Regions from separate parts of the Homo sapiens genome. Here region 2 is linked to region 1. A link is a loop called in an ENCODE intact Hi-C map of the cell type or tissue named here. Cell type or tissue: gastrocnemius medialis. All regions are shown on one strand. Each heading gives the region's core, and the rest is flanking DNA. Links, peaks and the distances in the headings are about the cores only.

Region 1 (15,061 bases), core at 4,085-6,584:
GTTTCCAGCTAGCTCAATAAGGCAAGAGTAAGGAATTAAAAGCACTCGGGAGGCTGAGTCAGGAGAATGGCATGAACCTGGGAGGCAGAGCTTGCCGTGAGCCGAGATAGCACCACTGCACACCAGCCTGGGCAACAGAGCGAGACTCCGTCTCAAAAAAAAAGAAAAAGAAACTGAAATTAAAAGCATCCAGACTGGGTATGGTGCCTCACACCTATACTCCTAAAACTTTGGGAGGCTGAAATGGGAGGATGGCTTGAGGCCAGAAGTTCAAGACCAGCCTGGGCAACATAGTGAGACCCTCTCTCTACAGAAAGTTTTTTTTTAAAGCTGGGCGTGGTGGCGCATGCCTGTAGTTGTAATACACCTGTAGTCCTAGCTACCTGGGAGGCTGAGGCAGCAAGACTGCTTGAGCCCAGCTGTTTGAGGCTGCAGTGAGCCATGACTGCAGCAGTGCACTCCAGCCTGGGTGACAGAGTGAGATTCTGTTTCTTAAAAAGAAGAAAGGAAGGAAAGAAAAAGAAAAGAGAAGGGAAAGGGAAGGGAAGATTAAAAGCATTGCATCCAGATTGGAAAGGAAGAACTAAAACTTTATTTGCAGACAACATGATCTTGTATATAGAAAATCCAAAGTAATCTACCAAAACAACAGCAAAAGGACCTACTAGAACCAACCCTACTAGAATAAACAAGTTTAGTAAAGCTGCAGAACACAAGACCAATATAAAAAAATCAATTGTATTTCTATGTATTACCAATGATCAATTGGAAATCAAAATTAGAAAATACCTTTTACTGTGAATGAAAACACATAATACTTATATATTCCAGACACAAAGACTGGAATTTTTTTAGAACTACTGAGAAAAATTAAAGATGACTTAAATAAATGGAAAGATAAAGCATATTCACAGATTAGAAGACTCAATTTTGTTAGGATTGCATTCTCCCTAAATTGATCTATATCATCCCACAAATAAAAGACCACAACCACATCCAGAGGATTTCACTGGAGAATTCTAAATATATATTCAAGAATTCGATGCAATCCCTCAAGATCCAAGGAGGCGTTTTGTAGTTGACAAGTAGATCCTAAAATTTATATGGGAATGCAAAGAACTTTGAGCAGCATAAACGATTTTGAAAAGGGTGTACCAGCCGGGTGCAGTGGCTCACGCTTGTAATCCCAGGACTTTGGGAGGCCAACACGGGCGGATCACAAGGTCAGGAGTTCGAGACCAGCCTGGCCAATATAGTGAAACCCCGTCTCTACTAAAAATACAAAAAATTAGCCGGGCGTGGTGGCGTGCACCTGTAGTCCCAGATACTTGGGAGGCTGAGGCAGAATTGCTTGAACCCGAAAGGGAGAGGTTGCAGTGAGGCGAGATCGCGCCACTGCACTCCAGCCTGGGTGACAGAGGGAGACTCCATCTCAAAAAAAAAAAAAAAAAAAAAAAAAAGAAAGAAAATAGAGAGAGAGAAAGGTGTACCAAGCTGGAGGGAAGACCCTATCCCATTTTCCTAAACTTACCATAAAGCAATTGTCAAATGCACTATGGGTGTAAGGACAGACACAGAGATCAAATGAACAGAATGGAATGTCCAAATATAAACTCTTACATTTACAGTCCATTGATTTTCAATAAATTTTCAATAAATGGCCAAGGCAATTCAATAGGGTACTTCTGACAAACCGTACTGAAACAATTGGATATCTATATATGCAGAAAAGGTGAATTTATATCCTCACCTCACAATAACTAAATGCTGAGTCAAACAGAATCTAAGAACTAAAATTATAAATCTTCTAAAAGAAAACAGTTTTGTGTTAGGCAAAGTTTTCTTGGATAAGACATCAAAAACATTATACGTAGAAGAAAAAACTGGTAAGGAGATGTGGTCAGACTTCCCAGATAGACCTTTCAACATCACCTTTACCATCTGAGTGTTACATTTATATTACCTAATAAAATAAATCAGCCAAGCACTTTGACCTTCATTTGTTCTTTCATTTAAAGACTGCTTATTATTATTGTTGTTATTATTATTTTTTAAACAGAGTCTTGCTTTGTCGCCCAGGCTGAAGTGCAGTGGCGCAATCTTGGCTCACTGCAACCTCTGCCTCCCAGGTTCAAGCAATTCTTGTGCCTCAGCCTCCCAAGTAGCTGGGATTATAGGTGCCCACCACCATGCCCAGCTAATTTTTGTATTTTTAGTAGAGACGGGGTTTTGCCATGTTGGCCAGCCTGGTCTTGGATTCCTGGCCTCAACTGATCCACCCACCTTGGCCTCCCAAAGTGCTGGGATTACAGGCGTGAGCCACTGCGCCCGGCCAAAAACTTGTTTAAGCATCTATTTATGAAATTCTGAGAAAAAAAGCTAATAAGGTACCCTCACCTTTGGCTAACAGAAGAACAGATAATGAACAGGAAAAACAAACCTTTCCTGAAATTTTAATATTCCACTATTTTTTTTTAACTCCTCTCTTTGCTTCTATACAGACAAAAAAGGCCTCCACAGAGCTGCTATGGGGTGTTGCGAAATCAAGATTGATATTCGAGCAAGAAAAACAAGATTCAAATGGAGATTGTAAGTATGCCTTGACTCTCTTCAGTTCTAACCTTCAGAAATTATGGGAAACAAAATAATTTTGTATTCAGTAATGCTCATGTTTAGAGAAAATACACACAGAAAAAGAGATCCTTGGCAAAACAGCAAGCAAAGTCCTACCTGCTGTGTTGGGTAGGATGGGGGTGGACTGTCTGCTTTGCTCTCCTCTGTCCTGGGGCTCCTGCTTCCCAGCACTCCATCTTCCTTCGGGGCCCCTGGGGGCTCCCCACTACTCTCGCCGTCCGCTTCTTCATCATCAGCTTCTGAGGAACTACTGCTGGTACTGCTTATCTGAGGAGACTTTAAAGACAATCTTTTGTAATTTGCACTTTTCAAAACAGAGTAATATAAAATATTAAAATGTCAGACCATCATTTTATGTCATTTATTGTTGCTACGAAGAAGCCATGTCCATACCTCATCCTTCAGGGCCATGTTTTCCCCGCCACCATTCAATTCGCTGTGGATTCCATTCATGTTGGCCACCACCTCGGTATCATCATAATTACTCAATGGATAAATATCAGCAAATTTGGCTGACAATGGTGCAACATCTTCATCATCACTACAACTGACACAAGCAGAGATGGTCACTGTGAGGTCATTCAATTGTGAAAGACAATGAGTAAACCAGCCACTAAGCACAGATATTTCCTGGACAGATCACGGCTTTCATTTACAAAGAGTATTAGTTAAGTATCATTCCTACCACTAACATTTCTTAGTAACCTCAACATGAGAAAAATGCTTGGAAGATTAACATTTGTGCCATTTGGAAGAGTAAAAAACAAAAAACAAACAGAAAAACCTCCAAAAGTAGAAATATTAAGGAAACTACAAAAATTTAACCAGACTGATTAACGTTTCCATTTGACCTGAAGAGCGCTGGTATAAAACTAGTCTCTCTGCTACTCCCAAGACAACACAATTTGTGATTAAAATTAAAGGGGTACCGATGGCAACCTTAGGTGTTTAGTGTTTGCTTTTTAAACCTTAGCTGTTTAGTGTTTGCTTTTTCAACTTAGGGCTGAAATTTTCAGAAATAGTCAGTTGAACAAAACTTTAAAGGCACTTATGTAACAGAAGACTAATTTTTTTTGCTTTAAGGCCAGTCATGGCCTGGTCACTCATGATCGTAATTAAATATCAGCTTTAGCAAGACATCTAAGCAACAGGCAAATGAAAAATTTACTGAAATTAATTTTATTTTATTTTATTATTTTTTTGAGGCAGTGTCTTGCTCTGTCTCCCAGGCTGGAGTACAGTGGCACAATCTCGGCTCACTGCAAGCTCCACCCCCCAGGTTCACGCCATTCCCCTGCCTCAGCCTCCCGAGTAGCTGGGACTACAAGCACCCGCCACCACGCCCGGCTGATTTTTTGTATTTTTAGTAGAGATGGGGTTTCACTGTGTTAGCCAGGATAGTCTCAATCCCCTGACCTCGTGATCCGCCCGCCTCGGCCTCCCAAAGTGCTGGGATTACAGGCATCAGCCACTGCACCCGGCCTGAAATTAATTTTAAACAGATTTCAAGGCTTTAGCCTACAGAGACCACTTAAGATGCAGCTCTGGTGCATTAAAAGAGCTGGCACATTTAAGCTCAGTGCAATAAGATGCTCCAAGGTCCACAAAAACATGCACTGAGTCCATCTTCAGCCTGGGCACACAGCAACCTCCAGAAGGCAAAACCCTAGGAACTCGTCGTGATCTCACTTCCTAGAATGAGTGAAGAGTGTCCAGGACTACCAAATTCCGGTGTCTTTTCAACACATTACAAGTAACGTGCTAGAGTCTGGAGCTCACCAGAGGTAAGTACAAACAGCACCCACAAGGTGCAGAGTCCTAGGGCTTCCTGCAGGCCCACTGCACCTGGGACGCTGCCTGGGCCAATGCTCATACACACTCCTGAGGATGACCATAGGCACAATTTACAGATGAGAAAACTGAGGTTCTAGTGAAGTAACTCAGCCATTTGCTCCATGTGACAGCAGGAGGCTTCACCAGCCCTAGCTCCGTAAAGATCCAACCCATAAGATCCAGGAAGTACTGTGTGGTACACTGACTACAATCACATTGTTCTTTTTAACCAACTTAGAAAAGGCACCAAGAAAGAGACAATACAAATGAAAAGATAACACTGGAGATTTTCAAATCATAGTTTACATTTGGAAGACATTGATCACAAGCTGCTGAAGGCCCAGATGTCCCGAGAACCTAGGCTCCCCGTAACTGGTGATGGGCAGTTCCGGCCCAAGGAGAAAGGCTCCCACAGCCAATTTCTTCCACTACCACACGTGACACAAGAGACCATAACTGACATCAGCAGCTGTGACAAATGAACAGGGATGAAATTTTCCATCTTAAATTTTCATTAGGCTATATATGTTTAATTTTTATGTTTCAGTAAGAAGTTGGATAACAGCCAGCTGCAAAAATGTCAACACTCTTTCTTGTGCCCTGGAGAGTACACAGTGTCTCTAAGGCAATAAACAGCAGCCTGCAATCTTTGTATGAAGAGAGTCAGTGAGTTTAAACCAGTCCTTTCAGAATTATTTTGTCTGAGAACAAGCCCAAATTGAAAATGGAAAGACTGAAGGAAAACGTCAGTCACCATGAGAAATCCAGACAGAAGGAATGAACACAAGTCAGTTGGTCAGAGAAATCCCAGAAACGCTGCATAGCCAAGGTCAGGAACAACAATCTCTCCCACTGCACACTTCCACATGGAACATGATGCCTGTGTGCTCTACGATACACGTAAACTAAACCTAAGCTGACTTTGGCAACTACATATGATCAAGTGCAACCCTTTTGGAAATTAGCATGTGAAGCCTCCCCAAATGACAGGGTCACAACTCTGAAGAAATCTGGGAACAGCCAACTACAATGTGAATTGGTGACAGCTGCACAACAATGTACTTCTAATCATGCGGGAACATGAAAAACAGAAACCTTCAACTGCTTGCTAAAGCGATCACCTGAGTTCTTAGCAAGACATGAAACAAGCATGAGTGCTGGGCTGACAGGGAGACAGGACAGACGGCGGACTGGTCACCCTTTAGGAGAATGAGGAGATGTGAGGCCGGAATTAGAGACACTTCTTCTCTGCATACCAACATGTTTTTTCTTTACTGGCCTTTATTAATTTACCATGTTTTTTTTTTCCCAGATAAACAGTGTTAAAAGTTTGGGTTTACTGATTTCATGTTTTAAAAGCTGCATTAAAAACCTCAGGGTCCCTTGTCATGAAAAGCACAATAATGATGTTCATACTTCTGTGGACATTACTGTATGTATTTCTCATTACTGGGGCGACTTAAATTTCGGAAACTTTATTACAAAGTCACAACTTACAAAGTTGGTGCCGAGCCACTGTCTGTGAGGATGAGCCTGGGGTGCTGCTGAATTGTGATGGGAGAGCTGGAGCCGGACCCCGAGCTTGCAGATGACACACTGGGCGGGCTCCTCTCAGCAAGATAGTCAGGAGCAGGATCCACTTGAAGTGGGAGCTGGTGAATGTGGATGTCATCAGTGACGGGGGGGTCCATGATACCACACGTGAGGATGTGTGAGAGACTGCAGTCATCGCAAGCACATCTGATCAGGAATTAAGGACAGTTACCAAGCCAACCAATGCACAAGACTAGACCATGCTCTCTAAGGGTCGGTTCTAGGCCTCCACTCAGCCCAGTGAAGGTCCAATGGGCCAGTCGTGCTGACACCACAACCCAGCCTTACCTTCTCCTGTAGTTGCAGTTGGGGCAGTCGGGCATGCTCAGCCGGGACGATAACATGTGCCTCATGGTGTCTGTGAAGTTGTTCTCGCCAGTAACTGCTTTCTTATTGGTTAACTAGAGGAAATTTTAAAATGCTTTAATCTTGCAAGACCCTTCCCCGAGACATGGCTCATTATTTTTCAGTAATTCTGCTGACATGTATCATGTTCACGGGCACTGCTTCCTCAGCGGGACAGGACCAGGAATACAGGGGCAGCAGACCTGGAGTCGGCAGCAAGCTGGGGGCTGAGCTGCAAAGGGCTCGGGTACCAGGAGACCCTAATCGCTTTTGTCTTCAGCAAACATGCTGCAGTGCGCCCTCACAGCACACACCTGATGCAGAAACCCGGCCTTTACCCTGTCTGCCATGTGCTTGGTACTTGCAAGGTACTGAGAACAGAGCTGTAGGAATGAAAAGTGGCACGTGGAGGGCAAGGGGTCGGCCTCGGAGCTATTGAGGAAATGGCACCTCAACTTCTAACAGACAAGGTGAGCATCTGCATTTCAAAGGAGAAGGAACTCTGGACCCACTCTGGCAATGGGACAGGTGGCAGCTGGAAGGGCCACTCAAAAGGACGGGATGGCCGGGAAAGGTGGCTCACGCCTGTAATCCCAGCACCTTGGGAGGCAGAGGCAGGCGGATCACCTGAGGTCAGGAGTTTGAGACCAGCCTGGCCAACATGGTGAAACCCCATCTCTACTAAAAATACAAAAATTAGCCAGGCGTGGTGGCTGGCACCTGTAATCCCAGCTACTCAGGAGGCTGAGACACGAGTACCGCTTGAACCCGGGAGGCAGAGGTTGCAGTGAGCCGAGTTCACGCCACTGCACTTCAGCCTGGACGACAGAGTGAGACTTTGTCTCAAAACAACAACAACAACAAAAGCACAGGGACACATGCAGAATGGGGAAAGGGAAGAGGTAAGCATGCCACAACACTGGTGCCATCTGTATACCTGTGGTGCCCAGAGGAGACCACGGGCATGCAAATGTGGAGACAGGCATGGGGTCAAGGCCAGGGAACCACCAATATTTGCAGAAAGACCAATGAAGTTGGAGTTCGTAAAGGAGATGGAGAGAAGTGTCAGAGAACAGGAAGAGAGTCGATGTGGCACGTGGATGGGAGATCAGGGGAAGCCAAGTTTCCAGATGAAGCCAAGGGCCCCCAGACCAGATACAGGACATCACTAGCAAGCTCTGCCCAACAGCTCCAGCAAAGGTGGAGCACAAGCCTGCCTGGAGGAGGCACCGCCAGGAAGATGAGGAAGGGAGAGTCCAGATCTGCCAGCTGCCATGTTGAAGGCATGGCACCTGGCAATGTCTGGAGATCTGAGCGCTCTGTCTGGGGATGCTGGGCCCCCATTCCAGCTCTGGGACATCAGGCAACATCCTTAACCTCACCCTAACACCCTCCTTCATATGTAAACTGCAGATGGCACCATCTGCCTCATAGGGGACTGTGGGGACTCAGGTAATATCCTTTGCAAAATACCCAGAGCTGCTGTGGGATAGAGAGGCCACTCAATACACATGGGTTTTTCTTGAGGCGTATATGGAAGATAAGGAAATAGGTGAAAATTAGTTTATCTTGAGATTAAAAACACCATCTTGAACAGTTTTTAACGCTGGCAAAACATGCCAATGTGGTCCTCCAATGCTGTTCTAACAAAGCACATCAACATGCAGAGAAGTCATTTGCTGTCAGGACAGATTTCTACTTCCTTTAATTGCCTCTCTTATTGACAAGCTTACCTGTTCTTCAATGAATCTTCTTTGTTTAAAAAGCTCCCAGTCTTCTGTTAACATGCGCTGCTTGGTTTTCATTGTCATCTAGTAAGGGGATGTAAAAAACAGAAAAAAAAGAAAAACTTTAATACCTGCGACAATTATACAAGACATTTTCAAGAGGAGACTTTCTTAAAATGATATATATGAGAGAAACATCATCTGCAAACAGAATAAAGATACAATACTACAAATATGTTAACAGGTATTTCTTTATTTTACTCAAACTCATCACAAGTACTTTTCTCACATGAAAGACAGAGATGAATAAACAGTAAAAAGAGAAATCAAGATATTCTGACTAAATCTGTCAATACAGTGGATGAACATTCACTATTTACTGAATGCCCATTATGTGCCCTGAATGTGTTAGAAATAAGCAAGATGATGGCAACTCGGTCCTGCCACACGAAGAGCTCAGACTACAGGAAAGGAAGAGCTATTAACAGGCATATGAGACTTAAAAAGCAAAGCAAAACAAAACTAACAAAGAAGTTAGGAGTTAAAGGCAAAAAGAGAAATTACTGAGGAAACAGAGAAGCATATGTGATTAATAAAACCGAAAGTCGGTTCTGTAAGCTTCTGTCAAGGCTGAAAAAGGGGGAAAAAGGTAACATTAAAAAAAAATCAGGATTGAGAAAGGATATGGGTACATATGAAGATTGTTTTGTTTTGTTTTTGAGACTGAGTCTCGCTATATCACCCAAGCTGGAGTGCAGTGGCACAATCTCGGCTCAATGCAACCTCTGCCTCCTGGGTTCAAGCGATTCTTGTGCTTCAGCCTCCTGAGTTAGCTGGGATTATAGGTGCCCGCCACCACGCCCAGCTCATTTTTCTATTTTTACTAGAGACGGTGTTTCACCATGTTGGCCAGGCTGGTCTGGAACTCCTGGCCTCAAGTGATCCACCTGCCTCGGCCTCCCAAAGTGCTGGGATTATAAGCGTGAGCCACTGTGCCCGCCTGGCCAGAAGATTGTTTTTAAACTGTGAGACAAAGTCTCTTTATAAGTTGATACTTTGTAACATCTAAAGAAGAGTTACAAACAAGGGGCTCATGGGCTATTTTGTCCGACTTGCACTTCACCTCTTTTTAAAAGTGTTCGAGATTTCACCTAATAATCCAGATTTCTGGCTTCTCTTGACAACCTGGCAGCTCTGGTGGCCCTGTGAAGACTGTTGGACCCAAGTGGGGACTGCCCCTAACAGAGAACAGGAGGACACACGCACGCACACACAGGTGTGGCCTTCGCTACCCATGCCCCAGGCTCCACTAGGGCCTATCCCAACTGAGGGCACTTTCAAGGTGAGGGTGGTGACGGCCATGAGCACCACAGGAACGCTGGGGCCGCTCTACCCTGTATCATCCATTTCCGTGACTTTCCCTAGCCCTGCAGGTGTGAGTTTACAACCCTTTACTAAACGATATGGATAACTTCTTGAGCCAAATTCTATTTGTAAAACTGACTCGAGGGAGAAGGAAACCTGAAATACACTAATAAATGTCATATAAATGAAAAAGGCAGACAAGATCTATAGTTCTTGTTCTTCTTCCCTGTAAAAATGAATTAGGCCCCAAAGTTTTACGGTAGGTTCTATCAAACCCTTCATGGGACAGAAAATTTAAACTATTCCTGAAAATTGCAAAAACACAGAGTTTCTCAATTCATTCTATGAAGCTAGCACAACCTTTATACAAAACAAGTAAGACCTCAAAGACCAAGACAACTCAATTATACCTCAGAATATAGATATAAAAGTCCTGGCTGGATGCAGTGGCTCACACCTGTAATCCCAGCACTTTGGTAGGCCAAAGCAGGAGGATCACTTGAGGCCAGGAATTTGAGAACAGTCTAGGTAACAAGGCAAGACCCCCACCGCTACAAAAAATTTCATTTGTTTGTAAATAAAATTATCTTTGAGACAAGGTCTCTTGCTCTGTCACCAAGGCTGGACTACAGTGGTATGATCACAACTTACTGTAGCCTCAACCTCCTGGGCCTATGATCCTCCCACCTCAGCCTCCCAAGTAGCTAGGACCACAGGCACACACCACCACACCTGGCTAATTTTTTTTTCCTTGTAGAGATGGGGTTCTCCCTATGTTGCCCAGGTTGGCCTCAAACTCCTGGGCTCAAGCGATCCTTCTGCTTTGGCCTCCCAAAGTGCTGGGATTACAGCTGTGAGCCACTGCACCAAGCCAAAACTTAGCTGGCACACTGGCATGTGCCTATGGTCCTAGCTACTCAGGAGGCTGAAGTGGGAGGAGAGCTTGAGCCCAGGAGTTCGAGGCTGCAGAGAACTAATATCTTGTCATTGCACTCCAGCCTGGCCAGCAGTGTGAAACCCTGTCTCTAAAAATAATTTTATATAGCTGTCCGAATACACACACACACACACACAGGCGCACACGCACACACACACACGTCCTAAATCAAATATCAGCTAATAAATTTAATAATGGAATAAAGAATGACATATCATGATCTACTAGGGTTTCATCCCAGGAACGCAAGAATGTCTCAAAATTAGGTAACCTAAACTCTTAACTCATACAGAAATTGATATAAGAAAAATCATACCATCAATTTTGACATCTTCCTGTTTTATTTTTTAAATGATAGCCTAAATCAACTAGAAATAAAGGTAAACTTCTTTAATTTGCTAGAAAGTATCAAAAGTCTGTATGGCAAGCATCAAACTTCATGGTGAAACACTCACAGCAGCCCCTCGAAGCCAGGACTGGACAAGGGTGCCAGTATCAATGCTCTTATTCACACTGGTCTGAAGGTCCTAGTGGAAGCCAAAAAAAGGGGACAAATGCTGGAAAAGATGAGATAAACCTATCATTATTTGTAGAAGATACCGTGATTTCCTAGACTCCCAGATTCAAGACTCAACTCAAAAACTACAAGAGTTAATGCCGGCATCTGGCGAGATGACTGGTCACAGGGCATCTCCATTTTCCCAGTTTCCAGCATGAATGCTTTAAACACACATTCCCCACTCAAGATGCCGGTCATAGCAGCCCCTCAAACTACAGACTATGGAGGCACAAAATGGGTCAAGATTTACAAACTATAAAACCATAATACAATATATTTTTAAAAACCTTAAAAAAGAGTGACATACCATATTCTTGGATGGGAAGATTCAATATTGGTGCCAATTCTCCCTTTTCATTGTATATGTCTGCAGTTATTATAAAATCTTAGTGTACAGTGTAAGAGTTGTTTGATAAATAACATCAATAAAAACCTCTTCCTTGACTCTCTCCTCACAGCCTCAGGGAAATTTTTTTTTTTTTGGAACAAATTTGGGTACCTGCAGGCTTATGTATGTGTCAAACAACAGAGAAAGAATGAATTTCAGACAGCAAACATAAAAATAATTGATTTCAAACTTCCAGCCTGGGCAACACGGTGAAACCCCGTCTCTACCAAAAATACAAAAAAAAAAAAAAAAAAAAAAATTAGCCAGGCATGGTGGTGTGCGCTGTGATCCCAGCTACTCTGGAGGCTGAGGTGGGAGGGCTGCTTGAGCCCAGCAGGCAGAGGTTGCAGTGAGCTGAGATGACACCACCGCCTAGTTGAGAGAGTAAGACTCCATCTCAAACAAACAAACAAAACCTACCAACTCTCTTGCCACATACATACATACTTATTTGTGAACAGAGACTCAATTATTTTACACGTATTCAACATTTTAAAGCCTTTGAATCAGTATAAAATTTCTAAAATGTTATTGATTAGAAGCAACCAATGTTCATTCAAAGGTTTTAAATTAAATAGTGCATTAAAACAGCTCCAGTGGAGAGTGGAGTGGCCACAAACCAAGAACTCCAGGGGTCACTGCAGTTGCCCCCAAAGCCTTCAGGGGAACATAGCCCTGCTGACATACTGATTCTGAACTTCTGGCCTCAAGAACTGTGAGCATAAATTTCTGTTGTTTTCAGCTCCCCACAACCTCCCACCCATGCATACATGGTTCCAGAATGACTATTATTCTCTGGATGTTACTAAAGTGGCTCAATTTCCCTCAATTGTATTAGTGGCAGATTGTTTCTCATGGTTTCTTCACAAGACAGTGAAAATAAAAATGCATCTCCTGGCTGGGCATGGTGGCTCACGCCTGTAATCCCAGCACTTTGGGAGGCTGAGGTGGGTGGATGATGAGGTCAAGAGATCTAGACCATCCTGGCCAACAGGGTGAAACCTTGTCTCTACTACAAATACAAAAATTAGCCGGGCGTGGTGGCGGGCGCCTGTAGTCCCTACTACTCGGGAGGCTGAGGCAGGAGAATTGCTTGAACCCAGGAGGCAGAGGTTGCAGTGAGCCAAGATCACACCACTGCACTCCAGCCTGGTGACAGAGAGAGACTCTGTCTAAAAAAAAATAAATAAAAATAAAAAGCATCTTCTGGTTGCTTTAGTGAAGAGACTGGTTTTCTCTTTGTAAAAGCAATGTAACATGCAATTTTAAAGAAATACACTTTACTTTTTAAGTGACACTGTTATTTTCTCCCTAGAGAGAACATGTATGTGTTATTTTTACATATATACCATTTTCCCTAGAACAACAGCAATAATACCATATATAATATTTCAAAATAAATGTTTACCTTCAAGAAACAGATACCTGAAGAAATTACTATTCCCAAAGGATTTTTCAGTCTTAGTAAAAGAATTTCCCTAAGGGCATTTTTGTGTTTAGTTACAGTTCAATTGGAGAAATGAATCTCTGAAACTAGAACTTTATCTGCCATTTCCATCACATGTGGAACTAAGGACAGCACCCCAGGCTCTTAGGGGCAGGATGTTATGCTACGTAGGACACCGCTGACCTAAACCCCAACAGGCCTGCCTGGCTGAGACCCTCGGGAGCCTCCTGTCATCTGCAGATGTGGTAACACCAGGAAGCAGTAGTGAGGCTCTAGCCACACGGGGTTTGGCACAGCACTCGGTAACGGTTCATCTTCCTTCTCTTTCATCTTTTTCCCTATGTTATCACTAACTATACTATTTTTCTGAAGTCACCTGAAGGTTACAAGTTATTCACAACCTCAGAAACTTATATCGATACATGAAGGGAAAGCCAGGTGATATGGCTTAGATTTGTGTCCCCGCCCAAATCTCATGTCAAACTGTAATCCCCATTGTTGGAGATGGGGCCTGGTGGGAGGTGATCAGATCATGGGGGCAGATTTCCCCGAAGGTGCTGTTCTCGTGATAGCGAGTGCTCAGAAGATCTGGTTGTTTAAAAGTGTGTAGCACCTCCCCACCCCCCTTCCTCCTACTCCAGCCACGTAAGATGTGCTGGCTTCCCCTTCACCTTCCACCATGATTGTAAGTTTCCCGAGGCCTCCCAGCCATGCTTCCTACACAGCCACAGAACCGTGAGCCAATTAAACTGCTTTTCTTTATAAATTATCCAGTCTCAGGTATTTCTTTATAGCAATGCAAGAATGGACTAATACACCAGGGATAAATCAAGTGAACAGCATCAATCCTACAGAAGAAAAACACCAAATGCAGGAGAAAGGGAGGTGGGAGTTCCATTCAGAAAAGCTTCCAGACTCAAAGCTTCTCTGCAATAGGCCAGCGTCTCCTGTTCAACACCAGGACAGGAAGCACCGACACACCCAAGTCATCTTTGTTGACAGGCAAGGCTGATTTGCACTTAGACTTGCAGACAAGTGCCTCCCATGAAGGGTACTCTGCAAATCCCTGGTAAACAATGAATACCAGGCACAGAGGCCACCAGCCCCAGTCAGGGACAGATGTGTCCCTGAAATGAAATCTGAGATGAGACCTCATGGTCACCTAGTCCAAATACCTCTCCAACTATTCTCCACATTCCCTATCATGGGGAACTCATCTCCACACTACAGCCCACTCTGCCTTCGAACGACCCTTGCAAGGGACTCTTTCTGATCACACACATCTACACGGGGTCTGGACTCTCCTCCTGGGGGCTGTCTGGGACGAGCTGAATGTCTGCTTCACAATGGTCACTTCTTGACGACTCAGGCCAGCAACCTCTTATGCTTCCCTGCCAGGGGGATCCAGTCTGGTCAGAGCTGTCCTGAGGACAGGCAGCGAGGCTGCTACCACACCCTGATTACAGGACCTTCCACGTCTGCCGTGACGTCATGTCAACCTGTCACATTGATATGGTTCACCTTTGTCCCCACCCAAATCTCATGTCAAACTGTAATCCCCACATGTCAGGGGAGGAACCTGGTGGGAGGTGATGGGATCATGGGGGCGGATTTCCCCCATGCTGTTCTCATGATAGCGAGTTCTCACAAGATGTGATGGCTCAGAAGTGTGGCATTTCCCCTCTTGCTCTCTCTCTCCTGCCACTGTGTAAGACGTGCCTTGCCTCTTCTTCTCCTTCCGCCATGATTATAAGTTTCCTAAGGCCTCCCCAGCCATGCGGAACTGTGAATCAATGAAATCTCTGTTCTTTATAAATTACCCAGAATCAGGTAGGTTTTTTGTTTTATTGGTTTTTTTTTGAGACAGAGTTTCACTCTTGTTGCCTAGGCTGGAGTGCAATGGCATGATCTCAGCTCACCCCAACCTCTGCCTCCCAGGTTCAAGTGACTCTCCTGCCTCAGCCTCCTGAGTAGGTGAGATTACAGGCATGTGCCACCACGCTCGGCTAATTTTGTATTTTTAGTAGAGACGGGGTTTCTCCATGCTGGCCAGGCTGGTCTTGAACTCCCGACCTCAGGTGATCCGCCCACCTTGGCCTCCCTAAGTGCTGGGATTACAGGGGTGAGTATCAAGCCCGGTCTCAGGTAGTTCTTTATAGCAGTGTGAAAATGGACTGATACACACACCCCTCCAGGTCTGATGCCACCCTCCAGTGGATTCACCAACACTCAG
Region 2 (15,061 bases), core at 5,804-8,303, 63 kb after region 1:
ACAAACAGAAAACAACGCCCTTCAGGAGAAAGGCACGACCACAGATGGGGTCCGTGCAGTAACAGGAATGATACGCCAAGACTTAAAGACTTAATAATAATTTCAACCTGTATTCTACCCAGCACTCTTGAAATATGTAAAGCAAAACAAACTTTTTAAGGAAGACAGGAAAAAGACACATTCATAGTAGGACATTTTAAATAACACTCAGAAATTGACAGATTAAGCACCAAAAAAGCAATAAAACCACGGAAACACAGAAGGATTTAAGAACACAATTAATGAGGTCCTGAGCCTTCCACCTAAACCCAGAGAAAACATTATTTTCCAGCACAAACAGAATAATTTAAAAAAGTAACTATGTATTAGAACTAGCAAATACAGCAAATACAGTGATTAATAAGGAATCACTATCATACAGACCATGATTTTCAACTATAACAGCATTAAATTAAAAGTCAACATGATTAAAAGTAATTCAAGTGGCTGGCCGTGGTGGCTCACCCCTGTAATTTCAGCAAGTTGGGAGGGTGAGGCGGGCGGATCACCTGAGGTCAGGAGTTTGAGACCAGCCTGGCCAACATGGTAAAACCCCGTCTCTACTAAAAATACAAAAATTAGCTGGGCATGGTGACACACGCCTGTAATCCCAGCTGCTCAGAAGGCTGAGGCATGAGAATCACTTGAACCCAGAAGGCAGAGGTTGCAGTGAGCCAAGATCGTGCCACTACACTCCAGCCTGGGTGACAGAGTGAAATTCCGTCTCAAAATAATAATAATAATAATTCAAGAGATATGTGTTTGGATACTTACACGTACTTCTAAATAATTCACGGGTGAAAACAGAAATAATAAAAACTAGAAAATAATGAAAATTGGCCGGGTGCAGTGACTCACACCTGTACTTTGGGAGGCCAAGGTGGGCAGATCACGAGGTCAGGAGATCGAGGCCATCCTGGCTAACATGGTGAAACCCCGTCTCTACTAAAAATACAAAAAAAAATTAGTCAGGCGTGGTGGCATGCACCCGTAGTCCCAGCTACTTGGGAGGCTGAGGCAGGAGAATGGTGTGAACCCAGGAGGCGGAGCTTGCAGTGAGCCGAGATCGCACCACTGCACTCCAGCCTGGGTGACTGAGCAAGACTCCGTCTCAAAAAAAAAAAAAAAAAAAAAAATTAGCTGGGCGTGGTAGTGCATACCTGTAATCCCAGCTACTAGGGCGGCTGAGGAAGGAGAATGGCTTGAACCCAAGAGGCGGAGGTTGCGTTGAGCCGAAATCACGCCATTGAACTCCAGCCTGGGCAACAAGCGTGAAACTCCATCTCAAAAAAAAAAACAAAAAAAGCCAGGCGCGGTGGCTCACACCTATAATCCCAGCAATCAGGAGGCCGAGGTGGGCAGGTCACGAGACTGAGACCATCCTGGCTAACACGGTGAAACCCCGTCTCTACTAAAAAATATATATATATACATATATATATACACACAAAATTAGCCAGGCATGGTGGTGGGCGCCTGTAATCCCAGCTACTCAGGAGGCTGAGGCAGGAGAATGGCGTGAACCCAGAAGGCGGAGCCTGCAGTGAGCTGAGATGGCGCCACTGCACTCCAGCCTGGGCAATAGAGCGAGACTTCGTCTCAAAAAAAAAAAAAAAAAAAAAAAAAAAGGCCGGGTGCAGTGGCTCACACTTGTAATCCCAGCACTTTGGGAGGACGAGGCGGGCGGATCACAAGGTCAGGAGATCCAGACAATCCTGGCTAACATGGTGAAACCCAATCTCTACTAAAAATACAAAAAATTAGCCGGGCGTGGTGGTGGGCGCCTGTAGTCCCAGCTACTTGGGAGGCTGAGGCAGGAGAATGGTGTGAACCCGGGAGGCTGAGCTTGCAGTGAGCTGAGATCGCGCCACTGCACTCCAGCCTGGGCAACAGAGCGAGATTCCGTCACAAAACAAAAACAAAAACATCAAAACGAAAAACATGGCCAGCCTCATGCCTCTAATCCTAGCACTTTGGGAGGCCAAGGTGGGTGGATCACCTGAGGTCAGGAGTTCAAGAACAGCCTGGCCAACATGGTGAAACCCCATCTGTACTAAAAATGCAAAAATTAGCTGGGTTGATGGCACGTGCCTGTAATCCCAGCTACTCAGAGGCTAAGGCAGGATTATCGTTTGAACCTATGAGGTGGAGGTTTCAGTGAGCCGAGATCACACAACTGCACTCCAGCCTGGGAGACAACAGCGAAACTCTGTCTCAAAAAAAAAAAAAAAAAAGAACAGAACATCTCTAGAGGAAGATTCAAGCATCTGCCAATAGTGGAGGCCTCTGGGAAGGCAAAGAGGATAAAGAGAGAGAGCCAGAGGAAACTAACTTTGCACTGTTCTCTTTCGGGCCTCTAAATTTTTTTTTTTTAAATCACATTCACCATAGCATCAACCAATCAAATATTAATATATAGCACATGTATGTATATAAAATAGCAATAATTGCCTGGGTGCAGTGGCTCACGCCTGTCAACCCAGTACTTTGGGAGGCCGCAGCAGGAGGATCACTTGAGGTCAGGAGTTCGAAACCAGCCTGGGCAACATGGCAAAACTCTGTCTCTACTAAAAATACAAAAATTAGCTGGGCACGGTGGTACATGCCTGTAGTCCCAGCTACCCAGGAGACTGAGGCAGGAGAATCCCTTGAACCTGGGAGGTGGAGGTTACAGTGAGCCAAGATCACGCCACTGCATTCCGGCCTGGGCAACAGAGCGAGAATCTATCTTAAAAATAATAATAATAAAAAGCAACAATTAATTAAACAGACAAAGTACAAGTATTTTAAAAGTTAAAAGCTGCTTCTTTGGAAAGACAAAACTGACAAGACTTTTTTTTGGTTTATAATTTTTTTTTTTTTATAGAGACAGAGTCTTTCTATGTTAGCCAGGTTGGTCTTGAACTCCTGGCCTCAAGCAATCCTCCTGCTTCGGCCTCCCAAAGACTACGGTTACAGGTGTGATCCACTGTGCTGGGCCAAAACTGACAGACTTCTAACAAAACTAGTTTAAAAGAAAAAAAAGAAGGCACAAATATGAGAAATAAAAAAGTAGCCGGGTATGGTGGCTCAGGCTTGTAATCCCAGCACTTTGGGAGACCGAGGTGGGCGGATCACCTGAGGTCAGGAGTTAGAGAACAGCCTGGCCAACATGGCGAAACCCCATCTCTACTAAAAATACAAAAAAATTAGCTGGGTGTGGTGGTACGCGCCTACAGTCCCAGCTACTCGGGAGGCTGAGTCACCAGAATCGCTTGAACCCGGGAGGCAGAGGTTGCAGTAAGCTGAGATCGCACCACTGCACTCCAGCCTGGGCGACAGAGAGAAACTCCATCTCAGGAAAAAAAAAAAAAAAAAAAAGAAGAAGAAGAAATAAAAAGTCAAATCTACAAATCAGGTAAGAAGTGAAAAGAGACCATTACACAGAACTTTATACCAGTAACTCTGCCAATTTTTCTTGTTTTAAAAGAGACGGGGTCTCACTGTGCTGCCCAGACTGCAGTACAGTGGCACTATCATACCGCACAACAGCCCAGAACTCCTGGGCTCAAGCGACCCTCCTGCCTCAGCCTCCTGTGTAGCCGCAACTACAGGCATGTGCCACGCTGGTGGGCAACTTTGACAATTTCTAAGAATATAACTTACCAAAACTAACCTGACAAGATTTTAACCATTAAAGAAATTGAACCACAACTTTAAAATCTACCTAGAGACATACATGGCTGTGAAGGGGAGGTGAGGCCAAAGGCGGGTCATTCATGAATGGGTAGCCCCAGAGTATTTGCATTCCATGGGTCATGGGCCAAGGCAGAAGAAAACAATAATCAAAGCGACAAAGTCTTGAAGAAGATGAAAACAGATGGGCACCTGAAAGCCCAGTGGGGGTGGGCCTTGGAGAGGAAAGAGAGGAGAAAATGCCCTCAGCTATGGGGGTTTGGGGGTGATACAGGGGAGGTGTTAACTTTGATTTTCTCCCTGAAGCACGAAGGTCAATAGCTGAGCTGAGCAAGGGGTGGGTAAAGAGGGTACACGTAGTCTAAGAAGCAAGGAAAAGGAAGGGTTCCTGCCAAGGAGTTTGGGGAGGTACTTAAGCCAGAAAAACGCACTAGATGCCCATGCATGGTTTGCAGTCATGAAGTTATGAAGAGGAAGCAGTAAACTGAGGCCAGCAATTTTCTCCATGAATATTCTGCCACATGGAGGGAAGAGACAGGGCTGGACCAGCATAACCAAAAAAAGTTCAGGGCCTTTGCCTGAGAGCCACGGAAGAGCCACAGTGCCAAGTCCGGGAACTCAGGCTCCTAGGAGTGAGGTCGGGGAGACGTGATAAACCTAACAGGAATGGAATCCATGGACTGATAGGGATGGATGAGGTCAAAGAACTATGGCAGGTCAGGCGCAGTGGCTCACGCCTGTAATCCCAGCACTTTGGGAGGCCAAGGTAGGTAGATCATTTGAGGCCAGGAGTTTGAGACCAGCTTGGCCATCATCACGAAACCCTGTCTCTACTAAATACAAAGATCAGCCAGGTGTGGTGTTGCGCGCCTATAGTCCCCGGTACTCGGGAGGCTGAGGCATGAGAATCACCTGAACCCAGGAGGCAGAGGTTGCAGTGAGCCAACATCGCACCACTGCATTCCAGCCTGGTGACAGAGCGAGACTGTGTCTCTAAAAAAAAAAAAAAATTAGCCAGGTGTGATGGCGCATGCCTATAGTCCCAGCTACTCGGGAGGCTGAGGCACGATAGTCTCTTGAACCCAGGAAGTGAGGTTGTAGTGAGCTGAGATTGCACCACTGCACTCCAGCCTGGGCAACAGAGCAAGACTCTGTCTCAAAAAAAAAAAAAAACTATGGCAAGAGAAGACAAGCAAGTGAGCTACAAAGACAGACAATGATCAAGATGAAAGTTTGAAATGGAGATTTCTTAGGTTTCCAGGCACGACTATGTCTAGGACGTGATGCTAGGATGGGTCAATCTTGGAAGAAGAGGTCTCCAGAGAAATTTGCAACGTGCAACTGTCAGGCAAGATGTTAAGATAAATTCCCACCAATATTCTCCTACAACTGCTGATAACAGAATGCTTATCTAGAAGACAGCAATTCAGCCCCACTTCCCCTCTGGATGCAGAAAGCTGCAGGAGAGCCGTGCACTCTGAGCCCTGACCAGAGCCCTGACCAGAGACAGAGCAGGACAATTGATAAAATCCTATCTCTGGGCCATCAGAGAGCCGAAGTGACCAGGCTGCCGGAGGGAACTACACAACAAAGTGCAGCAGCCCCTCCAGGGAGAAGGGGACACACTTACTGTTTCACCTTTGACAGAGGAAGGAAAGTGGAAGGAGGCCATAAAAGTGGTTAGAAAAAAAAAAAACAGTTTAACTTTAAACAAATTCTGAAAGGTTGAGAGTGTCAAGTGTGGGAGTCTAACCCCTGGAAAGCCCCAAAACGAATGTTCCCACTCATTCCCAGGAGACCTGCACCCAAGTCTCCAGCTAATCCACTAGCAGAGAGGAAGGAAACATGCCTTTCTCCTTGTCCTGGAGAAAGGCGTGTGCCACACACAGGCCAGGACCAGCACAAGACACGGGGCCGGTCAGACCCCTGCAGATACAAGGCAGAGTCTGGCTGCCACCGGGCAGAGGTGGGCTCGCTGGGAAAGCTGCCCCCAAGGCCGTGAGCACAGAGCTGCCCAAGAGTCAGGCTAGAGGGGGGAACTGAGAAGATGCCACCATCGGAGACCTTGCCAAGGAGGAAGTAGAGAGAGACTCCCCTCTACAGGCCCACACGAGCACGCACAGTGCTAGAGACAGCCCAGCTGAGGCCAAATGCACTGACCTGGCCTCCCAGGTGCACAACAGGACACAGGAAACAACCTCAGCCTGATGCTCTCTGCACACTGTCTGGCATTTGACCAAACAGAACAAGAGAAACAGAAAGCAAGAACCAATAACGTTTAAGGAAGAGATGATAATACCAATTCTAACACAGTCTTCCAGAAAGGAGAAGAAACAGGAACACATTCTAACTCATTTTATGAGACCCCGAAGGCCACTGTAAGACAAGAGGCCTACAGACAGCCTTCATGAGCACAGATGCAAAAATCATTAACATAACTTTAGCAAATCAATCCAGCAACACATAAAAAGGATGTCCACAGAAGAAAAATAATGTTCATAGCAGCTTTTTTCAAAATAGCCCAAACGTGGGAACAACACAAACATCCATCAATTAATTGGTGAATGCATAAATTGGTTTATCTGTAAAATTACTCAATAAAAAAGAGAAACTACGGATGCATGCAACATTTTGGGTAACTCTCAAAAGCATTATGCAAGTTACAGAAGTATATGTGACACTCTGGAAAAAGCAAAACTGTAGGAACAAAAATCAGGTCAGGCCAGGCGCGGTGGCTCATGCCTATAATCCCAGCACTATGGAAGGCAGAGGCGGGCGGATCACGATCGAGACCATAATGGCCAACATGGTGAAACCCCATCTCTACCAAAAATACAAAAATTAGCTGGGCATGGTGGCGCGTGCCTGTAGTCCCAGCTACTGGGGAGGCTGAGGCAGAAGAATTGCTTGAACCCGGGAGGCGGAGGTTGCAGTGAGCCAAGATTGTGCCACTGCACTCCAGCCTGGGTGACAGAGCGAGACTCTGTCTCAAAAAAAAAAATTCAGGTGAGTGGTTACCAGAGGCTAGGACGGGGGAAGGGAAGTGACTACCAAGGGGAACAAGGGGATTTTATGGGGTGATGCAAATGTTCTGTAGCTTAGCTGTGGTAGTGAACATTTTTTAAGTAAAAAAAGAGTGAATCTTAATGGAAGGTAAATCATGTTATTTTTTTAAAGGCCAGCTCCAACAAAGAGGCTGACCTACAAAGCAACAGCTGGTCCGAATCCACAAACACAGGCCAACACTACACCTCTGCTGTTCCCAAGGTCACTGTTTCTGGTGAGGAGAGAATGGCTCATCTGACAAACTATCCATTACCAAGACAAGCCGGGGGCTGGGAAATGAGATCCTCCTCCAACGCAGGCAAGACGCACTGCAGGGAACCATAGGCACTTCCGCTGGCCTCTGGACCAGGGCAAACAGCAGAAGCCTGTTCCCAAGGGCAGAGGCAGGCTAAAATACAAGAGCAGGGCTGGAGTCGGAAGAAGAGCTGATAAAGTTTAATGAGAAAACAAACCAACCACCACAAAAAGCAAAGAAAATGGTATTGGTAAAAAAACAAACAAAAAAACCACACAAAGAAAACCATAAAAATAGCTGTCTTTGTAGAGTTTATATTCTAATGAAGAAGAAAGCAAACCAAATGAGTAAGTAAAATACATAGTATGTTAGAAATAAGTGCTAGGAAGAGAATTACAGCAGGAAAGCGGGACATGCGGGAGGGGCCGAGTGAGAAAGTAATTCTGACAATGAGACCCCAAGGATAGAAACTGGCCCTGGAGATGGGGCTTGCCTCCAAGGCCAGTAAAGATGGAAACCCACACCAGGCAGTGGGGATGCGCTCTTCAGATTGTCACCAGGACTCCCCCAAGGCAGTTCTGCAGGAGAAAACAGAGGAGCAGGGAATGCACACGTTTCCTGGCTGCACATAGCAAGGTATCAGAAGGAAGAGAAGAGCTCAGAAAATAATTAGCCGCTTTCAAGCAGAAATCAAAGGGCACAGAAGAGGCCTAGAATGTGGGGTCTCAAATAGTTGCAAAAGCCAACTCCTTCCAGAACCCAAACAGTACATGTGAAAGCCTGCCCGGAACAAGGGCCCACCAAAACTCCATCAGGTCAAAGATAAGAGTAAGGGTGCGGTCTTCCCAGCCAAGCCTGCTGTGGCCTCGAAGAGGCTGAAGCAGCACAAATAAGTAAAAGGGAAGGTGAGGCTTAAGAGCATCGCGTAAAGAATTACCTGCATGTCGAATTGTTGAGAACTAAACACATGAAAATTGTACTCCCTTTTCAAGAAACTGTACCACCAAAGAAATACTAAGCTCAAAGCCAAAAATCACCCTTCAGGGTCACATAGCTTGATGACTGAATTGTGCCCAGACAAGGAGGGCAGGTGTCCTGCCACCTACTGCAGTGTGGCCAGGGAAGACCAGGAGGAACGTACCAGGAGACACAGACTAGAAGGTGGTGCAGGAGGGAGTGCCCCCTGAAGCAAAAGCAAATCCATTTCTTTCACTGCCAGTTACCCCATAACCTGGGCGGGGGGAGCCAACGCCCTGCGCTGCCTGTGCTGGCAGCCACTCACCACTGGCTGGTCAAGGCCGCCATGCCTCTCCTCCTTCTCCACGGTCCTGCGGCAGTCCGGGCACACCCACAGTGGCAGGTGCAGCACGCTGTTGCCCTTGGGAGCCATGGAAAGGGCCAATTTGCTCGCAGTCTTAATTCCACTCTCTAAGAATGATGAGTCTTTCCGTTCACTTCTGCACAGAAGACAATAATCCCCAGCAGGGTAGGGTGGTGTCCTATGATTCATGCCAAAACTAAAAGGAGTCTGGAATAGAAAAAAAAAATTCTATTTTCAAAACCTCATCTACAAAGCCAAGAATATTAAAATATATGTATAGTTCTAAAACTAAAATGCATGTGTATGTTTATATACAGAAACATAAAATAGGAAATGTATTGAATAAAACTAAACCTAATGTTCTAGAAACTCGTAATACTTTAAATAGTGCCATAAAGAAAATCTTATCTTAGTACGAGTTAGAAAATTGTCAAAATTAACCCCTTCACCTTGACTTCTGTATTACTTTTCCACCACATGCTAGAAACTGTCAGCCTCAATTTTCAGACTGTTTACCAGAACTGGTTACCACCAACGAAGTCTGAAACTACTATTCTAGAGGCATCTGCACACCAGGGCTCAGATTCAAGATGGCAATTCTGGCTTAAGTGTGTCTGCAGATGCAAACCATCTTTGAGGTCGGCTGTCCAAATTCCAGATTCAAGATAAACAGGGAGCTGATGGCAGCTGCACATCCAAGGCCCAGACGCCCTTCCAGGCCCAGCAGTAATGATGCTGAGCTCATCTCTTATCACCTGATGTAAATAAACATCTGCATTTTCAAATAGGTCCTACAATGTGGGGCAAGGGGAAGAGGCCTTAGAGGTAGGAGGAAAAGGCAAGATTGTTATACCTTAAAACCTCTCAAAAGATAACCACCCACTCTATCAGAAAAAAAATAAAATTAGCCTTTAAAACACAAATACAGAAAAAGAAACTGAAGGCTGGGCACAGTGGCTTACGCCTGTGATCCCAGCACCTGGGGAGGCAGAGGTGAGATGATCATTTGAGCTCAGAGGTTTGAGACCAGCCTCAGTAACATAGCAAGACTTCGCCTCTGCAAAAAATCCAACTATTAGCCAGGCATAGTGGTGCGTGCCTGTAGTCCCAGCTACTAGGGAGGCTGAGGTGAGAGGATTGCTAAAACCCAGCAAGTCGAGGCTGTAGTGAGCTGTGATCGTGCCACTGCACTCTAGCCTGGGTGAGAGGGCAAGACCCCGTGTCAAAAAAAAAAAAGAAAGAAAAATCCAGCCTGGCCAACATGGTGAAACCCTGTTTCTATTAAAAACACAAAATTAGCTGGGCGTGGTGGTGTGCACCTGTAATCCCAGCTACTCAGGAGGCTGACGCAGGAGAATCGTTTGAACCTGGAAGGTGGAGGTTGCAGTGAGCCAAGATCACGCCACTGCATTCCAGCCTGGGCAATAGAGCAAGACTAAGTCTCAAAAAAAAAAAAAAAAAAAAAAAAAAGGAAAAGAAAAGAAAAAGAAAGAAACTGAGTCTCACACAACTGGAAATGGGGTTAAAGTCCCAAGACCAGCAAGTGTGTGTGTGTCGGGGGAGACACAGGATTTTTAACCCGTATCAACCCAATCCTAAGACGGGTCCTTCACACAGGGCTGCCTCTGCACCTTAGGAGGAAGCCCCTTCGAACCCTGAGGAGAGGCTGGAGGGAGGCACTCCCAGGGAGCAGGGCAAAGGGAAGCCTCGCCTGGCCTTCCAGAGGCAGCCAGAAAAAGGGCACACAGTGGGGTGGAGGTGAGAGAACCCCCGCTAGTCTCTCCTGCCGTGTAGGGTGTCCTTGCTGCAAGACATGCCAGGTGGGAAGAGAGTGGACCCAGCTGACGCTGTTCTGGCTTTTCAGTCTCCATCTCCACCCAGAAGCTTCTCCAAGGCCGGCTAGACCTGTAGCTCTTCCCACAGCCTCGAGCTGTCTCCCCATCCCACCACCGGTATTCAAAAGGACCCACTGTACATAACGGATTGGCCCCTGAACAGCCACTGAGGGCTCTCATTTGGACCCCAGGCTCCATTCTTAAGACTTCCTGCTGACCGGCAGGAAGCACATATTTAAACAAGGGGCTGAATGTATAAATGAATGAATTAGTGATTGAAAGAATGAATGACAATACCAGCAAGACTCAAAAGATGTTCATATATATTCTCACATGTTTCCATGAACCAGTGATCAAAACTGCTGACTCCTGTTACATCCACAGGGTTGTGAGTTTTCCCAAACCCAGCTCAGCAGCCATCCTGAGCTGAATGTTTGGGGCACAGGGGCAGACAACTGCGTCCTACCTCCCCACAGTGTCCTAGAGAACGCCAGACTACTCAAACCACCGAGTACCATGAGAATCCATGTATTTTTCCATACCAACAAATCCCAAAAGCCTAAATGACGACAATTAAAAAAAAAAAAAGGCACACTGATTTACCCCAATATAAAGCCATCTCTTTTCCTCAGGTCTTAGAAAACAGCTCCCATCACTGGCAGAACAGCCATACCCATCAGACCTTTCTGGCTTGCCCTTTTAATTACAGAATGAGATGCTGGGCTCTACAGGCCCAAAGGTCCCCAAGCCTAAAATCATAATGTTAAGAGCCAGAAATGACCAGAGAGCGCACAGCTCAGCTCCTGTACATTCACCAGTCATCCAGGATTTACTGAGCCCATCACATGCTCAGGGACTGGTCCAGGCACTGAGGGCACAATGGTGAAGAAAACTGTCAAAGACAAAGGCAATAAATAAGACAAATACATGAAAAAATTAACTAATTAAATAGTGATAAGGAGAAAAACATAACAGCAAAGAAGATCTGTACCCTTTAACCCGGTGGACAGTGAGGGCCTCCTTGAGGAGACCCCCGAAGCCGACATGGCTGTACCTTGTGGGGAGCCCAGTGGCTGGCATGGGGCTGACAAGAGCAGAAGGAGAGATGGGGGAGAGCTGAGGGCCACTGAAGTCAAGGAGTGACTCTGAGGCTGCGTGCAGAGAGAGATGGGATGGGACAATGGGAAGAAACGACTATCTGCAGTTCAGGAGCCAGACAGCAGCAGCTTGGACCAGGGCTGCAGGAAGGGAAGTGGATAAGGCTGTGAAGGAGCCAGCTGTGAGGTGTGAGAGGAGGAGAAGAGCTAGGGACAAGTATGAAGCGTCAGGTGCTGGGTATTTTTTCATTCCTTCAGTATCTGAGCTTCGTCATGGGCCATAGGAGGGTTGTTTGGGAAGAGTCTGGTCCTTTCAGGGCTTGTAGGCTCTGTAAGGCAGCATCAGAACGCCTTTCCTCTTACCCACAACTGAGGCAATATCCTCCTAAGCTGCCACCCAGGGTCCTGCAGGTTGTAAGATTTTCCCACAATGGCTGGTGGGAACACACACTGCTCCTGGCCCTGTGTGAGCTGCAAGGTTTGTCCCGCTCCTCACTTCCAGGGTGCTAGCCCAGGCGCAGAGAGCTTCCCCACAGGCATGTGCTTATGCGCCCTCAGCTGGGCTTGGGGAGAACCCTATGCAGAGCTCTTCCTTCCCCTCTTTGCAGCTCTCTCCTCTCTGGTACTCTGCCCTGCAAATTTACTTTGGCCTCCCCAAAGTCTCAACTCAGCCTCCTCAATCAAGGAGATCCTCAGACTCGGTCTGGGTAGCTCTCCAAGTCCTAGCCTTCAGACTCTCTCCAGGCAGGAAGCCTGGGCAAGGCTGGAGCTTGCCGCGGTTATTCTTCTTCTCTCAGGGATCACTGTCCTGCCTGCCTGTGGGCCAATGTTGGAAAACTACTACTTGGTACATTTTTTTGGTCCTTTGTTTCACTGTTTGAGACAGGAAGATAAATCCACTTCTAGTTACTACCTCTTGCTTGGAAGCAGAAATCTAGTTACATTGATATTTTTAAAAAATAAATGTAGCAGGCTGGGCGCGGTGGCTCACACCTGTAATCCCAACACTCTGTGAGGCCGAGGCAGGCAGATCAAGAGGTCAGGAGTTCAAGACCAGCCTGGCCAACGTGGTGAAACCCCGTGTCTACTAAAAATACAAAAAATTAGCCGGGTGTGGTGGCGTACATCTGTAATCCCAGCTACTCAAGCTGAGGCAGGAGAATCACTTGAACCCATGAGGCGGAGGTTGCGGCAAGCGGATATCGCGCCACTGCATTCCAGCCTGGGCAAACAGAGCAATACTCCATCTCAAAAAAAAAAATTATATATATGTACCAGAATGAACATTTTACTAGTATCATCCCCCAAATCCTACAAACACATAGATGAAATATGTAAATATATAAAATGTGTATATATATCCATGTAAGGGACCAAGATAACCCAGAAATTTTTGCATAGGAGAATACGGACATATGGCTAAGATGGCAGTATTGCTGAAAACACTTTGGGAACACTACTAACAGCTGAGTTCTACCATCTATGATGTATTTTACCTTTTCTGAATAAACTGATTTTCTACCACCCAGTGACTGTGGCCTGTGTGCATGGGGGTGGGAGGTGTGTGTGTATCATAAAAGACATTAAATCATAATAGCATTTGTTTTCTTGCTAGGCTTATATTCTAGTTTTGAAATTTGTTTCCAAAATGAAATTCCAAATTAAACATGAAAACCCAGATTTACTAAAAATACTTTACAGATAAACTTCTTATAAACATGAAGAAAAAAGGTCATCTTAGGGTAAAAACACAGTAAAAGCAATATCCTCTCGGGTAACAGCAGCACAACCCAGATTAGACCGCCCTATGAAGGCTAATGCAGGAGACACAACAAAGGCCCCGTGCTGGTGACGCTGCCACCTCCTGCCGACCGGCCTTCAGGGCTGTCTGCTCCCCACATGCCCTCCATCTCCTGTCAAAACCCCCTCACACTGTACCTATGACCAGAACATTCTCTGCCTTAAACCCTTCGATTGTTCCTGCTGCCTAAAAAGATCAAGTCCTTAGCAAAGGATCAAGCAGGATACACCAGGCCCTTGGTCAGTGTGTTCTTGCAAAATCACCCACTTGAAACTCCTTACAGTTCCACACTCCCGCCCCAACCAACTATGTGGCTTTATCTCTTCCTGCCTTCATACTTGCTGCTTGCTTCCCTAAAACACCAATCTCCCCGCCTTTCCTTTACAAGACAACTGCGAGGCATCCCTTCAAACCCCACTATGGTAACTTTTTTATTCTGTGAATTTTGCTCCCTACCCCTCAATCAATACGTGTCACACGCAGCTAATTACTACAACTCCTGTACAACTTCTACACTCTTTTTTTTTTTTTGAGAGGGAGTCTTGCTCTGTGACCCAGGCTGGGGTGTAGTGGCACGATCTCGGCTCAGTGCAACCTCCACCTCCCAGGTTCAAGTGATTCTCCTGCCTCAGCCTACCAAGTAGCTGGGATTACAGGCGCGCGCCACCACGCCTGGTTAATTTTTTGTATTTTTAGTAGAGACGGGGTTTCACCATGTTAGCCAGGATGGTCTCGATCTCCTGACCTCGTGATCCACCCGCCTCGGCCTCTCACAATGCTGGGATTACAGGTGTGAGCCACTGCGCCTGGCCAACTTCTACACTTCCTATAGACTATCATATATTCATTATACTACAAAATTATCTTTCACATGTCCATCTTCCCATTAGACACTCAACATTATGAATGTCCATAATGCACCCAGCAACCAGTAGGCGCCCAGTAAATGCTAAGGGAACTGAAATGTCTAGTCCAAATCAATAATACACACTTTGTCTTGCCTACCTCAATCACAATTTTCTGTTTTTTAATTTTGTTTTGTTTTTTTTTTGTTTTTTTTTGTTTTTTTTTGTTTTTTTTTGTTTTTTTTTTTTGAGATGGAGTCTCGCTCTGTCACCAGGCTGGAATGCAGTGGCGCCATCTTGGCTCACTGCAACCTCTGCCTCCCGAGTTCAAATGATCCTCCTGCCTCAGCCTCCCAAGTAGCTGGGACTACAGGCAGGAGCCACCACGCCCAGACAGGCGTTGTTAGTAGAGACGGGGTTTCACCACGTTGGCCAGGATGGTCTCGATCTCCTGACCTCGTGATCTGCCCGCCTCGGCCTCCCAAAGTGCTGGGATTACAGGCGTGAGCCATGGCGCCCAGCCAATTTTCTGCATTTTTATATATGATCCTTTTCTTTCTTTCTTTTTTTTTTTTTTTGAGACAGAGTCTCGCTCTGTTGCCCAGGCTGGAGTGCAGTGGCGTGATCTCAGCTCATTGCAACCTCCGCCTCCTGGATTCAAGCAATTCTCCTGCCTCAGCCTCCTGAGTAGCTGGGATTACATGCCTGCGCCACCATGCCCGGCTAGTTTTTGTATTTTTAGTAGAGATGCGGTTTCATCACGTCGGTCAGGCTGATCTCAAATTCCTGACCTCGTGATCTGCCTACCTCGGCCTCCCAAAGTGCTGGGATTACAGGTATAAGCCACCAAGCCCAGCCTATACATGATCTTTTATTAGCTACCTGCACTCAAGTCCAGGGAACACTGTTATGTGTAGTCACTAAAATACCTGTGCCCTTTTCACCCTTTCTTTCCTGAACTCAGCTTTCCCAAAGCATATGCAGGTTCTCTGAGCAAAAGGCATTGCCTGGAGAGCAATTACTAACATTAATACTTAAACCTCCTTCTCAGTGGTTACAAAGAGATTGGTAACAATCATATCATGAGTTAGGCACAAAATTACCTTAAGTATTTAAGGCTCTGTGATAAATAATTTCTGTAATCTTA

Evidence for each region. A loop is a pair of places that touch in the nucleus more often than their neighbours do. Peaks named below come from ENCODE experiments on the same cell type or tissue, not always from the same donor. Only the 100,000 strongest peaks of a DNase experiment are listed, where the experiment ranks them.
Region 2: it touches region 1 in a loop (4-fold over the local background); 1 of 110 quality-filtered maps calls a loop at or near these places.

What each region holds. Positions count from the first base shown.
Region 1 is chr4:2,650,958-2,666,018 of GRCh38, reverse strand. FAM193A (family with sequence similarity 193 member A) reads right to left here. Exons shown (of 21, transcript NM_001366318.2): 8 at 8,139-8,216; 9 at 6,349-6,461; 10 at 5,965-6,207; 11 at 3,028-3,181; 12 at 2,731-2,910. Among named protein-coding and RNA genes, the nearest start is that of TNIP2, 98 kb to the left of the region's middle. RefSeq lists enhancers at 6,498-6,997, 6,998-7,499. In gastrocnemius medialis, for the core only: no CTCF peak of the experiment used is centred there; a DNase peak (open chromatin) is centred at 5,608; H3K27ac peaks cover 2,500 bases.
Region 2 is chr4:2,589,566-2,604,626 of GRCh38, reverse strand. It overlaps FAM193A (family with sequence similarity 193 member A), which reads right to left. Exons shown (of 21, transcript NM_001366318.2): 2 at 8,298-8,543. Among named protein-coding and RNA genes, the nearest start is that of FAM193A, 60 kb to the right of the region's middle. RefSeq lists enhancers at 6,020-6,972, 6,973-7,924, 7,925-8,877. In gastrocnemius medialis, for the core only: no CTCF peak of the experiment used is centred there; a DNase peak (open chromatin) is centred at 7,036; H3K27ac peaks cover 2,500 bases.